3 separate regions of the Homo sapiens genome follow, and all the other regions are linked to region 2. Evidence: chromatin contacts called from ENCODE Hi-C or POLR2A ChIA-PET data. All regions are on one chromosome and are shown on one strand. Each heading gives the region's core, a stretch centred on a gene start or an enhancer-like site at or near the end of the contact. The rest is flanking DNA. Distances are from core to core; before and after follow the strand shown. Region 1 overlaps BMPR1A (bone morphogenetic protein receptor type 1A). Region 2 overlaps LDB3 (LIM domain binding 3). Region 3 overlaps BMPR1A (bone morphogenetic protein receptor type 1A).

The links. A loop is a pair of places that touch in the nucleus more often than their neighbours do. ChIA-PET counts read pairs that join two places held with the same protein, here RNA polymerase II (POLR2A). Pooled maps may share reads with other maps.
Region 1: a pooled map shows a loop between it and region 2 (2.3-fold over the local background). The contact joins two enhancer-like sites. A Hi-C loop is called at or near these places in 2 of 50 pooled maps. POLR2A ChIA-PET finds 5 or more read pairs at or near these places in 2 of 52 experiments (PC-9 and activated T-cell).
Region 3: a pooled map shows a loop between it and region 2 (2.1-fold over the local background). The contact joins two enhancer-like sites. A Hi-C loop is called at or near these places in 2 of 50 pooled maps. POLR2A ChIA-PET finds 5 or more read pairs at or near these places in 2 of 52 experiments (H1 and activated T-cell).

Annotation. Positions count from the first base shown.
Region 1 is chr10:86,795,682-86,800,659 of GRCh38, forward strand. The region is part of intron 1 of BMPR1A (bone morphogenetic protein receptor type 1A); the gene reads left to right. Among named protein-coding and RNA genes, the nearest start is that of BMPR1A, 42 kb to the left of the region's middle. Within about 2 kb of position 3,135, at least 3 of the 41 ENCODE cell types and tissues checked have a DNase peak (open chromatin) inside an H3K27ac peak, as active enhancers do.
Region 2 is chr10:86,686,794-86,691,259 of GRCh38, forward strand. All of the region lies in intron 5 of LDB3 (LIM domain binding 3), which reads left to right. Among named protein-coding and RNA genes, the nearest start is that of LDB3, 21 kb to the left of the region's middle. RefSeq lists enhancers at 1-2,776, 363-900. Within about 2 kb of position 1,708, at least 7 of the 41 ENCODE cell types and tissues checked have a DNase peak (open chromatin) inside an H3K27ac peak, as active enhancers do.
Region 3 is chr10:86,772,969-86,777,901 of GRCh38, forward strand. All of the region lies in intron 1 of BMPR1A (bone morphogenetic protein receptor type 1A), which reads left to right. Among named protein-coding and RNA genes, the nearest start is that of BMPR1A, 19 kb to the left of the region's middle. Within about 2 kb of position 2,388, at least 2 of the 41 ENCODE cell types and tissues checked have a DNase peak (open chromatin) inside an H3K27ac peak, as active enhancers do.

The DNA.
Region 1 (4,978 bases), core at 1,885-4,384, 110 kb after region 2:
AGGGCCCCGAAGAGTACCATTTTAACTTAAATACTCTTAAAAGTTGCTACTTATTTTTTTTAAGGCTTTCTTTACTTTTTTATAATTTAGCATTTCAAGTAATCCAAATAGTTATTTCTTTGTATATTCAGAGGTATTTAAAAATATTTTCTTTGAGAGCTTAAAGGTTATAGTTTAATAATGCAGTTAAACATCAATTTATCTCAAATTGATATTGAGTTAAATTTAAAGAGTATTTTAAATTATATTTTGAGGGGAAAAAAATAACTTTCTTGGCACAAAATGGCCATGAATTAGATTGTGTGTTTCAGAAAGGTAGTGGTAAAAAGTCCCCAAAGCAGTTACAATATTTCTTTTGTTCTGTTTCCTTGCTACTCTTAGATAAATGAAGAGTTTGAAAAGAATTTTCACATAAAAACGTCATAAAATCCCAGTGCCATATTCTGAATATTAATTTGACTGTTTTATGTCGTATTTTTTTCCCAGTTGGTTTTAGTTAGAATATATGCTTTTTTTTAAGCCTTTAAGGAATTAAACAATTTTGGTTATTAAAGTTTAAATGTATTTCATAAATATGTATTTATAAATATGTGACTGGTCCCTTTTCTGAGGGGTTAGGAAGTTTAAGCATTATTTGTAAGCTATTTGTAAATCCCTGTCAAACATTATTTGTCCATTAAGAAATACTATTTTTTTCTTCACTTTTAGGTCATTTTAAGTATTAATAATGTTCATCAATTTACTTACTACCCTTCTGAAGAAAGTCACTATAATTAGTAATCAGAATTATATCACATAAATTTAGGCACATTTATTTATTTATTTATTTATTTATTTATTTATTTATTTTTAGTATTTTGAGAGTAGGTGCTGTATTTTCTTTTCTTTCCTTGTTTCTTCTTTTTTGTTTTTTGAGACAGAATCTCTCTCTGTTGCCCAGGCTGGAGTACAGTGGCATGATCTCAGTTCACTGCAACTTCCCCCTCCTAGGCTCTAGCAGTGCTTCCACCTCAGCCTCCCAAGTAGCTGGGACCAGCTCACGCTACCACTCCAGCTAATTTTTGTATTTTTTGTAGAGACAGGGTTTTGCCATGTCACCGAGACTGAGTTACTGTATTTTCTTAGCAGAATATTGTCCCAGTGAGCTTTTTCCAAAAGAGAAAAGGTACAGCCAATAAAAGTTTGTGGTTGGGTATTGGGAGTTGGTGTTGTTCTGTTTTGTCCTGTTCATAAAAGTTTTATTCTCTTTAGCTCTCATGCTTTAGTTCTAATTTATTCACAGATTTTTGCCCAGTAACTTGATTTTATACTTGGCTTTCTATATTGTGGCTCCAATTTTTCTTCCCAGTTTATACTCTTATTTTTCCTTTCTTTTTCTTTTCTTTTCTTTTTTTTTTTTTTTTGAGACAGTCTTGCTCTGTCGCCCAGGCTGGAGTGCAGTGGCGCGATCTCTGCTCACTGCAGCCTCCGCCTCCCAAGTTCAAGCAATTCTCCTGCCTCAGCCTCCAGAGCAGCTGGGATTACAGGCGCCTGCCACCAAGCCCGGCTAATTTTTTTTTTTTTTTTTGAGACGGAGTCTTGCTCTGTTGTCTGGGCTGGAGTGTAGTGGCCCAATCTCGGTTCACTGCAACCTCCACCTCCTGGGTTCAAGTGATTCTCCTGCCTCAGCCTCCTGAGTAGCTGGGATTACAGGCGCCCACCACTATGTCCAGCTAATTTTTTGTATTTTTAGTAGAGATGGGGTTTCGCAGTGTTGGTTGGGCTGGTCTTGGAACTCCTGGCCTCGTGATTCGCCCACTTCGGCCTCCCTGAGTGTTGGGATTACAGGCATGAACTACTGCGCCCAGCCAATTTTTGTATTTTTAGTAGAGACGAGGTTTCACCACGTTGGCCAGCCTGGTCTTGAACTCCTGACCTCAAGTGATCCGCCCACCTCAGCCTCCCAAAGTGCTGGGGATTACAGGCGTGAGCCACCGTGCCCGGCCAGAATTTGAACTTTAATTCTTCAAATTGTATAGCATTTTCAGGTACCATCGAGGGCTTTTCTTCTGTACTTCTGTGTGTTCAAATATGGACCTTGTTCCAAAAAGGTCCAAAAAGGTTGAGTTGTGGTTCCCTGTAATGTCAAGAAATCTGTTAATGCATGAGACCCGGAAGATGTTTGAAAGTGACTAGTGAGAATTGGGTTGGTTGCTGTAGGATATTGTCATTTAAATTATTAAGTGAATATATTTATATATTTAAAAATTAGATGTAGGTAAGCCTCAGAAATGGGAAAATGGAGATAAATCTTAGGAGAGATTTTTGAATCTTTTACTTAAGACTGTGTTCAAAACTTTGTCTATTTGCTATTTATTATTTTGATATATTAATTGCTAGTGAGATTAAGACATTTTTGACACATCCTCTTCATTTAAGGTCATGGATGTTTTGTATCATTCTTATATAAGCATATTTGTAAGACTTTTAGAGGTATTCCTTTTTTAGTCCTATTTTTTTTTACTAGGGAATTATGACTCATTTTGGCACTTAGCTTTTGTAGCTTACTACCGTATGACATTTTATATCTTTGCAAAAACCAAGTAATTAGACCATTCATCACAATTTCCATACTTAAAAAACTAATACTAAGTTTTTACATGTTATCAATAAAAGTAGCATTTTAACAATTATCCTTTCCACATTATTTGATAAATGCTATTGGTTTTGTCTGTTATTTTTATAAATATATAATTTGCTTTAATTACTTAAATGTTCCTTGAGCCTTAGAACTTAAATCCTGATGAGGGTTTTACTTTTTAAAATACTGAAGTTTATTATTTATGCATGTTTTACAGAAAAATGAGTGGCTTTTAAAAGATCAAAATTAAAGGCTTAAACATGGAATCTCTAGGACATATAAAATATGAGTAGAACTGTGTATTTATAAGATGTTAATGTAAGACTTCAGGCCTTGTAATATCTTAAAGGAACCACTTCACTGTAAGGGAGCAGTTTGTCTTTCTACCTTTCCAATTGTATTGAGATTTTGCCCAGTATGTCTTTTTACTTAAACACCTTGGTGAAAGCTATCCAGCATCCTGTTTTAAATCTCCTTTGTTGCACTTACCATAATTACTTTCAGATCTGTTTCCATTCTCAGAAACTGAAACTGTAAGCTCATGTGAGTGGGGAATCCGACTTGTTTTATTGCATGTGAGCTGAGCACTGTGCCTTGTGTCAGTAGTCAGTGGTGTTCCTTTAGTCCTTGTTATGTTAATAAAAAAGCTTTGGTTTTTGCAAGACTTTGTTTTTAGAGATTCTGGAAAGGAACATATTAACCAAAAAGAAGAGCTGACTTCAATTTTACTTGTCTTGAAAATAACTGACTACTAAAGGGATGTCAGGGAACATTAGTGAAAATGGAGAACTTAAGGAGTTAAAGTTTTAGCTGTTTTTTTCAAAGGATATTGTCCTTCAAAATCTTTACCTTGCATTTTTGTTACTGTGATTTAAGATGGTTGTAATTATCATTGATTGATGATACCTATCAAAAGGCAACCCTAACCAACCATTTCTGCTGGATTCTGAATGCCGAGAAAGAAAAACTGAGAAATTTGTGAACTATTACAAGTCGTCTGTAAAATGAGATAATAATATCAACTTCACAAGGTAATTTAGGCTTTCGTGAAAACTAGAGTGTGAAAATGCTTAGTAATGTGCTGGGCACACTGCAGGTGCTCTACAAATAACTACTGATAACTACTTTTTTTCATGAGTAATTGTACATTTTCTTTCTTCCTTCCTTTCTTCCTTCCTTCCTTCCTTCCTTCCTTCCTTCCTTCCTTTCTTTTCTTTTCTTTTCTTTTCTTTCTTTTCTTTCTTTCTTTTTTTGTTTTCTTTTGTTTTGAGACAAGATCTTGCTCTGTTGCCCAAGCTGGAGTGAAGTGGTGTGATCTTGGATCACTGCAACCTCTGCCTCTTGGGCTCAAGTGATCCTCCCTCCTTATCCTCCTGAGTAGCTGGGACAACAGGCGCACATCGTCACACCCAGCTAATTTTTGTATTTTTGTAGAGATGGGGCTTCACTTGGTGTTGAATTCCTGGGCTCAAGCGATCCACCCACTTCGACCTCCCAGCGTGCTGTGATTACAAGAGTAATTGTAAATTTAAAATGAATTTCTTTCCCATCCCAAACCAGTATCAAAATGCAAATATAGTAAATTACTTTTTAAAAGAGAGATGTTTAATGGCAGTTGTTGGTAGTCTTTTGAGTCTTTAAGTGGGTATATTATAGAAAAACAACATATCTCTGCTTGGAGGGAAGATTTAACTAAAAACAAGAAAAAGAATAGTAGATGAACCATGATTCTTTAACATACAGGTTGCAAACTAGTGACCTGTCAGTTGGATTTGGCCTGTAGGCATGTTTTTGGCTTATAATGTAATTTTTTAAAAATTAGTGGCCAACAATTAAAAATTGGGAGAGTTTTCAAAAGAAAATGCAGATTTCTGACTCATCTTGAAAAATGGTAAGATGGGCAGCACAGGGCCTGTATTCCCAATTGCAGCCCTCAGTGGAGCTAAGTAGGCTGTTCTCCCTGCCATCTGCCCGGCTCTCAGTTGCCATCACTCACTGCATTTGGACTCTTTCTTCATATAGTGAGCCGAGGGGGGAGTGATAGTCTCATGTTCCTATCAAAAGAGGGAAACCTAAAATAAGGCCATTTTTGTTTTTGTTTTTGTTTTGTGAGACGGAGTTTCGCTCTTGTTGCCCAGGCTGGAGTGCAATGTGAAATCGGCTCACCGCAACCTCCGCCTCCCAGGTTCAAGCGATTCTTCTGCCTCAGTCTCCCAAGTAGCTGGGATTACAGGCTTCCGCCACCATGCCCAGCTAATTTTTGTATTTTTTAGTAGAGACGGGATTTCACCATGTTGGCCAGGTTGGTCTTGAACTCCTGAGCTCAAGTGATCCACCCGCCTCGGCCTCCCAAAGTGC
Region 2 (4,466 bases), core at 458-2,957:
GAGACCCTGTATCAAAAAAAAAAAAAAAGAAAGAAAAAAGAAAACCTTCTGCTGCACTGGGCTTTGGGGGAGGGTGCCAAGGATTTTCTTGAATACACCCAGACCACCCACCATCTGGAGACTTGTGTAGCCTATGGGGGTTCAGGGCCTCGGCTCTGGGAGATCTCTCTCGACACCCACCGCGCCCAGCCCTTGCCTTGGCCACCCATGTAACCGCCACCTGTTGCCCTTTTCTCCTCCCTCTCCCTGCCCGTACTCCCGCACCCCTCCCCCAGCGCCGACTACCAGGAACGCTTCAACCCCAGTGCCCTGAAGGACTCGGCCCTGTCCACCCACAAGCCCATCGAGGTGAAGGGGCTGGGCGGCAAGGCCACCATCATCCATGCGCAGTACAACACGCCCATCAGCATGTATTCCCAGGATGCCATCATGGATGCCATCGCTGGGCAGGCCCAAGCCCAAGGCAGTGACTTCAGTGGGTAAGCGCCTCCCTCCTCCACCGCCACTCAGTGCCTCCAGAGCCCGAGGGGTATGGGCCATTGGGCACCATCGGGACCAGCTTTCTTCCCTCACGTTGGACCTCCTGGAGGCATGGCCCTTGGAGGGGAGCCAGCCTTCACCAGGGCCTTCTGGAACGTGGGTATCCTCTCTTCAGACCCTCTCCATGGTCAGCTTTAGGAGAAGGGTGGAGAAATGCAGAAAATGGTGGCTCCTCAAAGTGCTTTTCACAGCCTCTGCATTTTCCCAGGCTCTATGAGGAGGCTGGAAGAAGAGACTTCTACAGTCCTCTTAACAAGGGGACCATTCTGGAGGCCCCCAGGCCTCTCACAGCGAAGCTGTCCTTTAAGGAGGGGGAAGTTACCAGGTTCTTCCAGCAATGAGAATTGATTCAAATACACTGGCTGGGTTTCTGGTTTGGGAAGGGGTCTGCGACCAACCATCCACACTACTGCTGGCAATCAGTCCCACAGATGGGAGCAATCCCCTTCTTTTTGCCCTAGGAAGCCCGGCCTCAAGGCAGTGGCATTTAAGACATCCTTGGTTCCTGGAATTCACCCATTAGCTATGGCTGGGGAATTTGAGGGTTGGTAAAGAAAGAGTTGGCTGAAAATCATTTGTGGATGAAAAATGCTAGCAATGCAAACATTCATGCAGACAGACCTCTCTCTGCGTGTCTCTGTGTCTCCCTCTCTCTGTATGTCTCTTTCTGTCTTCCTCCTTGTTGCTTTTTCTCTGTCTCTCCCTCCCCCGACCCTCGTGTGTGTGTGTGTGTGTGTGTGTGTGTGTGTGTATGTGTCTGTCTATCTGTTGTTTCTTTTTTACACACATACACATAATTCCTCACTGTTTTCTACTTGGGAATACCACTGTGTTGGCTGATTATCAGTCTCGGCAACATCTTATCCCTGGGTCAGGATCCCCTAGCAATTCAAGGCAAAAAGTCTTGAAATGACAGTGATGCTTTTTTCCAAAGCCAGAAAAACCGATGTAATAAGAGGGATGGAGGGATTAAAAAGTCCCAGAGAACCCAGTTGCACTTGGCCTTTCCAGACCCCAGCCCTTGTGGCCATGATATGCATGCAGGTTATAAAGGGCAGGCTCCCCAGCCCCAAGGGTGGAACAGTGTGGGCTCTCTGGGCTCTGCTGGAACTGAGGAGCCTGGGGCCCTTTTGGAGATGCAGTACTTCCTCTAGGCCACCAGGGAGCAGAGGTCGCCTGTCCTGGAGTTTCAAGTCAAACTCCCAAGGCTCAGGGCTGCTGCTCTTCGCCTAATTCTGGGCAAGGTTGATTGAATTCCATCATTCAAAGCAGAAAATATGACCATGCAAGTTTACAAACACAAGCATTAGCTCATGCGTACCCAGAAAAACAAGGCTGCCTAAGCCCAAGAGCTAACAGGGATTTCCTGTTAACATTTCTTTGTCACGTGTGTCCTTGGTGTGCTCTTAAAAGTAGTAGCAATGGCCAAAGGGAAGTTCAATGGAGAATAATGAAAGAAATGCTCTTCACTAACTTTCTGTTTTCTGCACGTTGGGAAGACTGCTATCATTTGGTCTCACCACTAGGGCACCCATCAGTTTTGGAATTGATGCACTGTTGATTAATCGAGACTTCACGAAGGACGTTTCCCATCTCCCTCCTGTCCCCTCCCATCCCCTCCCTATTCCTCCCCTGGTATGCCTGGAAAGGGTCCTCTTCTCCTCTTCCTTTTAACGCAGCCACGCTGAGCTGACCATGCTGTGGTGCCAGTGAGTAACCCTCTTGGCCATAACGTGCTCCCATTTCTGCTGTTAATTTCCGTGGTTCCTTCCTCAATGACCGTGTTTTTTCTCTTTTTCTTCCTCCTTCACCCACCCCATTCCCATAACTCGTTTCTGACCCTAACCCGGCTCTCTTGTGTGCGCTGCCCCTCTGCTATCCCATGATGGACGCGCACTCACGGCTGGGTTTTCCTCTGCTTGGCAGGGCGTCACCGCTGGCGTAAGTAGACCCTGCAGTGTCTGTCCAGTCATCCGTCTGTCTGGTTGTGGGATGGTGTGTGTGGGTTTGGTGGGATGTGTCTGAGGACCAGTGGTCAGCCCACGTGCTCTGTCCACGCTCCTCCTCACACCCACCTGTCAGCCAAACGACATCCCTTGCAGCCTTTACAGGCAAGTACTTGTCTCTTGGGGTTTGTCCAAATAATGTCACTGTGGTCACAGAAATCACAGAGTAGTGACACTCATGCTGCAGGCCCAGGCTGGGGGTGCATACCTGTGTTCTTCTTGCCGTGCTTTGGGGTAGCTCCCCCCGCCTTTCCTATCTGCACTGGAACAGTGTAGACCCAGACATTAGAATGCACACTGGGCCATTATTCAGGGCTAGAAGGTGACAAGGTAACCTCTTGGAGGCCACTCCCCAGAATCCTCATGGGAAGTGTATCTGCAGGAGCCAGTGCCTGCCATGACCACCCATGGGAGGGGAAAGATGAATCAGACTGGGGGCTGCACACAGTGAAGCAAATGCAGCGGTGACCTGATGTTGCGGTGACTGTGGAGTGTTTTCTGTGGCAAGAAGAACAAGCTGAAAGTGGGTCCAGAGAGTGGACTCAGGCCAAGGGCCAAGGACTGCAGGACCTGTTCCATCTTCCCTGCATATATTCTCCCTGAGCCTTGGTGTCATGAAAGGCACAGCAGTTTCCTTATCTGACTCCCAGTCTTGGTCACAGCAGCAACAAGAGTCCCTGGTCTTTGCACGGGGTTGTGGGAAATGAAGCCAGAAATGCTTTCTTGAACCCTTGGAGCCAAGAAAGGCACAGGGGAGCTCCTCCTGGGCACATTCCAGGGAAACAGCAGCAAACACCTTCCACCTGCTCTCTGGATTGCAAAGCTCTGTAGAGAGGCTCAAGGGCCTTGCATCCACACCTTCCCTCACCCACTGCACAGTTCACACTCCCTCCTTCCCTCCCCTCCCAGTGGGTCAGGAGCCAGGACCAGGGAGACCTGGTTGTGCCTTCCTGTTGCCCATCTCACCCAGACCTTAGGAACGCCTGGGACTCCTCCCTATGCCAGAAATGGCCTGTCCCAGCAACAGCAAGATCCCACCCTCTCCTTTGCTCCCTGGGCAGCTGCAGGCTCCTCCCTGGCCGGACCCTAGAAGCCTCTGCTGGTCTTTCCCAACCGATCCCAACCACAGGCTGCCAGTACCTATAGCTCTCTGGGCCAGGGCAGGGCCTTCAGCGAAGCCAGGGCAGCTCCACCCAACCTCGATCACCTTTCCCCACCTCTGCTCTTGTAGCCCACCCTGAGCCAGACACAGGGACCAGTCCTGGGACACAAGGTCAGTTCCCTGTCACACTCCTTGCAGGGAGGGTATAAGACATGGACAATGGGGAGTTTCCTCTCCCAGCCAGCCAGCCCTCTGGGGAAAAGGGAGAGGCAGGCAGAAGAGTACTGGACAGGGCATCTTTCCAGGCATAGGTCCAGGGCCTCCCACTGGGCAGAAGTAGCCTTCCTGAGCCCTATGACTGCAGGGAGCCTAATGGAAAGGACACAGGGCTAGCAGCCAGGAAACCTAGGTTCTCACCCAATGGGGCCCTTATCTGCTGTAACCTGGAGCTAGTTGGCTGGCCTCTCTGGACCTCAGCTTCAGCATCTGTACGAGGAGAGGGCTGGGCCAGCAGTCTGTTACTGTTGTGGGCTTCACCTGAGCCCTCCCAGGCCTCTGAGAAGGTGGGCTGGGCGGCTTGGTCCTCTGGTCCCCCGGCCAGGGTGAGTGGGCTGTAAGGCTTTTGACCATGGCCTGCACTGCAGTCTGATTCAGGCTGGGAGGCACTGGACCCGAGGGGCTCTAGGGTCCCTTCTGGCTCTGATGTAGGATTTGTTTGTTCAGCCAAGAGTTTTGTGCACCTATCATGTGCCAGACCCTGGGAGCCTAAGGGAAGGTCACCTGGTCCTCCACAAAGGGCTGCGCTTCTCTGGGACAGA
Region 3 (4,933 bases), core at 1,138-3,637, 87 kb after region 2:
TTCTACTGTAATTTAAGAATTTGTGCAAATAAGTTGAGTAAAGCTAAGTTCATCCTGAGCGTCTGAACCTGGAATATAAGGAACTTGAAATTTGTAGGGGTGGGGGTATCTGAATAGAAATAGAAAGTTCTGAAAATTTGGCTGTCTTATTCTAGTTATCTTTTTTTTTTTTTTTTCCTGAATGTTCTTCCTTTCCTTCTCAGCTTTTGCCACTTTTAAGTTTTTTTTTTTAATCAAGATGTTTCACATTTGATATGTTCTTCAGTAATAATAGACTAAAATATAATAAGATGTAGGGAAGCAGAACCTAAACTGTAGGAGGTTAAAAACCAGATGAAGGCCAGGTGTGGTGGCTCACGCCTGTGATCCCAGCACTTTGGGAGGCTGAGGCGGGTGGATCACCTGAGGTCAGGAGTTTGAGACTAGCCTAGCTAACATATAGTGGAACCCTGTCTCTACTAAAAAAGTACAAAAATTAGCTGGGCATGGTGGCGGGCACCTGTAATCCCAGCTACTTGGGAAGCTGAGGCAAGAGAATCACTTGAACCCGGGAGGTGGAGGTTGCAGTGAGCCGAGATCACGCCACTGCATTGCACTCCAGCAACAGAGCAAGACTCCGTCTCAGAAAGAAAAAAAAAAAAAAAAAAAACACAACACCAGATGGAAATAGAAAATCTAAAACCTCTAGCAGAATGAAGCTAGAAAGAATGGAATCTAAACACTGAAATTATACATCTGCTAGGCAGCTGTGCGTTCTTTATTTATAGGTTCTGTTGTGGAAATAGCAAAAGAAACTTTGAAAGAAAAAGATATCTTAAATAGACTAAGCATATATTCTTATCACTGTGATATGCACATTTTTAGCTGTACAGCATGTATTTCATTCTTTTTTTTTTTTTTTGAGACAGAGTCTTACTCTGTCGCCAGGCTGGAGTGAAGTGGTGCGATCTCGGCTCACTGCAACCTGTGCCTCCTGGGTTCAAGCGATTCTCCTGCCTCAGCCTCCTGAGTAGCTAGAATTACAGGCGTCTGCCACTACACCTGGCTAATTTTTGTATTTTTAGTAGAGACAGGGTTTCACCATAATGGCCAGGCTGGTCTCAAACTCCTGACCTCAGATGATCGCCCGCCTCGGCCTCCGAAAGTGCTGGGATTACAAGCGTGAGCCACCGCGCCCAGCCTTTAATTCATCTTTAAATGAATTGTCCCCATTTTCTAGGAGTTATTATCTTTTCTAAAAATAACATAACTTTTTTGGATTAAATTTAGATATCCTATTTATATCTTCAGCATTGAATCAATATTTTATTAAATATACATTAAGGGAGCTTCAGTGATACTAAAAGAGTGTGATGCTGTTGTAAATTTGCCATTGCTTTCCTTTTTGTCAATATTCAAGGATTGTCTTGGACCATGGGCCAAGCCTGAATTGTAAGAAGGAATGGTAAAGCATGGTAACCCATTAAAGGGTAAAGAAATTAAAAAAAAAAAATTGTCAGAGATATACTCTTTAAAGGGCCAGATTTTTTTTATAAGACTTTAAAAAGAATTGATGATTCTTATTTTACACAAAGATTTTTAGAGGAAAGAAAAAGTATGCAAAAGAGAAGATGCTCTTTGAAGCTGGCCATAACCCTGCTGCAAGCAAAATCAGACAAGGATGGACCAGAAAAAGAGAACAATTTCTATTCTCACTTATCGTGTATTTGTAAAATCCCAAGTAAAACACGAGCAAATTGAATCAAACAGTATATTGATACTATCGGATAAAGCTAGCCCAAGATTCAAGGATGATTTGACCTTAGGGATTATATTAGTGTCATTTACACTAAATAAATCTAAGGAGGAAAACAATACAACCATCTCAGTTAATGGTAAAAAATATATTAAATGAAATTAAGTAACTCTTTGTGATAGACTAGTTTTAAGAAAAGAAAGAACCTTCCTCAACCTGATAAAGGGTAATTTTCTACCTGGGGCGTGTAGCAAACCCAACGGGTAAAATACTTCCCGTGAAAGGAAGAACAATACTAAGTTCATTTTTAGTGTTCTTTTTAGTGCTGGAGACCCCAGCCAATGGACTAAGAGAAGCTGAAGCGAAAAAGTTGTAAATATTTGAAGGGAAGGTCAGAATGTGTACTGTTTGTTTATGCTCTTTGCTAAGCATGTAATCTACCTAGAAAAGCCAAGAAAATCGATTGACAAACTGAGAAAACTAATAAATGAGTTCAGTAAGTTGGCTCTACACGTGGTAAACGAGGAAATCCATACATAGGTTCCTGTACACCAGCAATAGCCGTGTGAGAAGTACTGTCACTGTCTGTTACATCTGATAAAACCTGCCTATTAATCTTTGGCCTGCTTGTCAGTTTCTTGTCCCAGACATGCTTTGAGTCATGAGGAGAGCACTCCAGGAGATGAGGCTTTCAGTTTCCTGCTTATCTCAACACGAAAGTCAAATGTTGTGAAGGGTGGACACAAGGCTGATGGTTTCATGACAGCCCCAGAGAGCAAAATTCATTCCCCCTGATGCCCATCTCACCCTGCTATAGAAAGTTTCATTTTTTGGACAGCATTTCCTGAGAGAATGTATCACTGAGTTTTCTGGAGACCTGAGGTCTAATCCTTAGTAATCTGCAGAAATACCAAAGGATATACTAAGGAAAACAGAAAAGGCATTCCTCTAAAAATAGCTAGTTTTTTTTTTAATGTAATAGCTTGCAGTAAACAATGGCAACAATACAGAAAACTGCTTTCCTCCCTACTCTCTTTGCTCTCCCCTCTGTGCTGTTTCCTTTTCCTTGGTAACCAGTGTTGTTACTGTATGTATCTTCCTAAGATTTTCTTTCCATTTACAAAAATGCATATCCATTTTTTGGTGCTTTGTACAGATGGCATCATGCATTGTGCATTGCAGCTTGCCTTTTTCACCTAACATTTTCTCTATCTCCCTCCTTTTCGGCTGCTCACCCTGGGGTTCATTTCCCCGCAGCTCTGTCTGTTCCCTTGGCAGTCCTCTCCCACTGCTCTCCAACTCCTGACACCTTCCATTGTCTCTCTTTTTCTATTTGCCTTCTTGTTCTTAAGGATTCTTAAATGTTTTAAGCAGCCTCTGTTCCCCTTCTTAGACTAATGTTTTTAAATGGGTAAAATACGTAAGACTTGTGAAGGAAAACAATTATTTTGAAATATAGCTATTAACATTTTTAGATATAGTAATACGTTTGTTCTTTTATTAACTTATTAAATAATCCAGGGGTGAGTATAACAACTGCCCTAATTTTTAGATGCTGATGAGCATAAATAATGCTTTGAGTTGCCTGCAGCAAGTAGTTTGATGAGAATATCTGATTTGTTTTTATTACAAAGTCACAGGTGTTGCTAATACTACTGTGTATCCTGCCTACTCTCATAAGTAAAGAAAAATTCAAAGTTCGGTTAGTGAAAATAAAAATGTAATCTTTTTCACATCTAAGGTTATGAACCTCTTGAATTTTGTGAGGCCATGGGCTTCTGAATAAGAACTTCTGCAGTTGAAACTTGGTTCACACTGGAGGACACTGATTGTTTTTTGTAGTCCACTCAAGCAGTGGAATTTTCTGTTGCAGACCCCCTTTCCTTGGGCCTGGAGGGGTTATCCTTTACCCCCTTTGCTACTTCCAGATCACTCTCCCTCCCACCTTCCTTAACATCAAATAGAAAACATGATATTCAATCTCATGATACATCTTGTAGTTTTCCATGGAACCTTGACTGACTTCCTTCTCATTTAATGAAGATTTTGTCTTATATGGCTCATTTTCTCTAGTACTTCTTTATTCTAGTTCTTGATCTCAACATCCAGGTGGGAGACTCTTCCACTACCTTCCTGGCCTCTTAATATCTTGACTTCCTGCAAAGTTTCCACCCTACCTCAGCTATCATGGTCATACCCCAGTTCTGTTATACAATAATAACAAAAAATTATAACCCCTTCCATAATTTCAGTTCTACCCTGATCATCACTTCCCACTTTACTGGCTCATGCCTTCTAGTGCCAACAATTCTTTTATCTCACTGAGACTTAGAACCCATTGACCCTATTATCTTTGCACTGTTCCTCACCATACTCTCTCCTTATGTCCTTACCCTTCTCTTTATTCAGTTTAATTTCTGTTGTTGGTCATGATTGTTCAGTTGCAAATATTCTCAGTACACTTGCCCTCACTTGCTTCATTGCTTAATAGAGAAACCCCAGTTTCTCTATTAAGAACCGCAGTTGGTTAAATCCAACTGTGCCTACTCTACACTTGTACTTTTTAAAAATGTGGTTTAGAAAAATGGATATCAACTGGGCACGGTGGCTCATGCCTGTAATCCCAGCACTTTGGGAAGGCCCAGACAGGAGGATTACTTGAACCCAGGAGTTTGAGATCGGAGTGGACAACATAGTGAAACACTGTGTCTGCAAAAAAATTAAAAAGTTATTTGGGCATGGTGGCATATGCCCGTAGTTCCAGCTACTTGGGAGGCTAAAGTGGGAGGATCACTTGAGCCTGATGAGGTTTAGGTTGCAGTGAGCTGTCATTGCACCACTGTACTCCAGTGGGTGACTGAGCCTGACCCTGTCTCAAAAGAAAAAAAAAAGAACATGTATTTACCCTCTTAACAATTATTAAGTATACATCACAGTGTTACAATATTGTTCATTATTTTATACAACAGATCTCTAGAACTTTTTTTTTGTTCTCTGCAGTTACAAGCTTTTAAAAATTTTATTTTTAGGCCAGGCGCAGTGGCTCATGCCTGTAATCCCAGCACTTTGGAAGGCTGAGGCAGGTGGATCACCTGAGGTTGGGAGTTTGAGACCAGGCTGACCAACATGGAGAAACCCCGTCTCTACTAAAAATACAAAATTAGCCAGGCATGGTGGTGCATGCATGTAATCTCATCT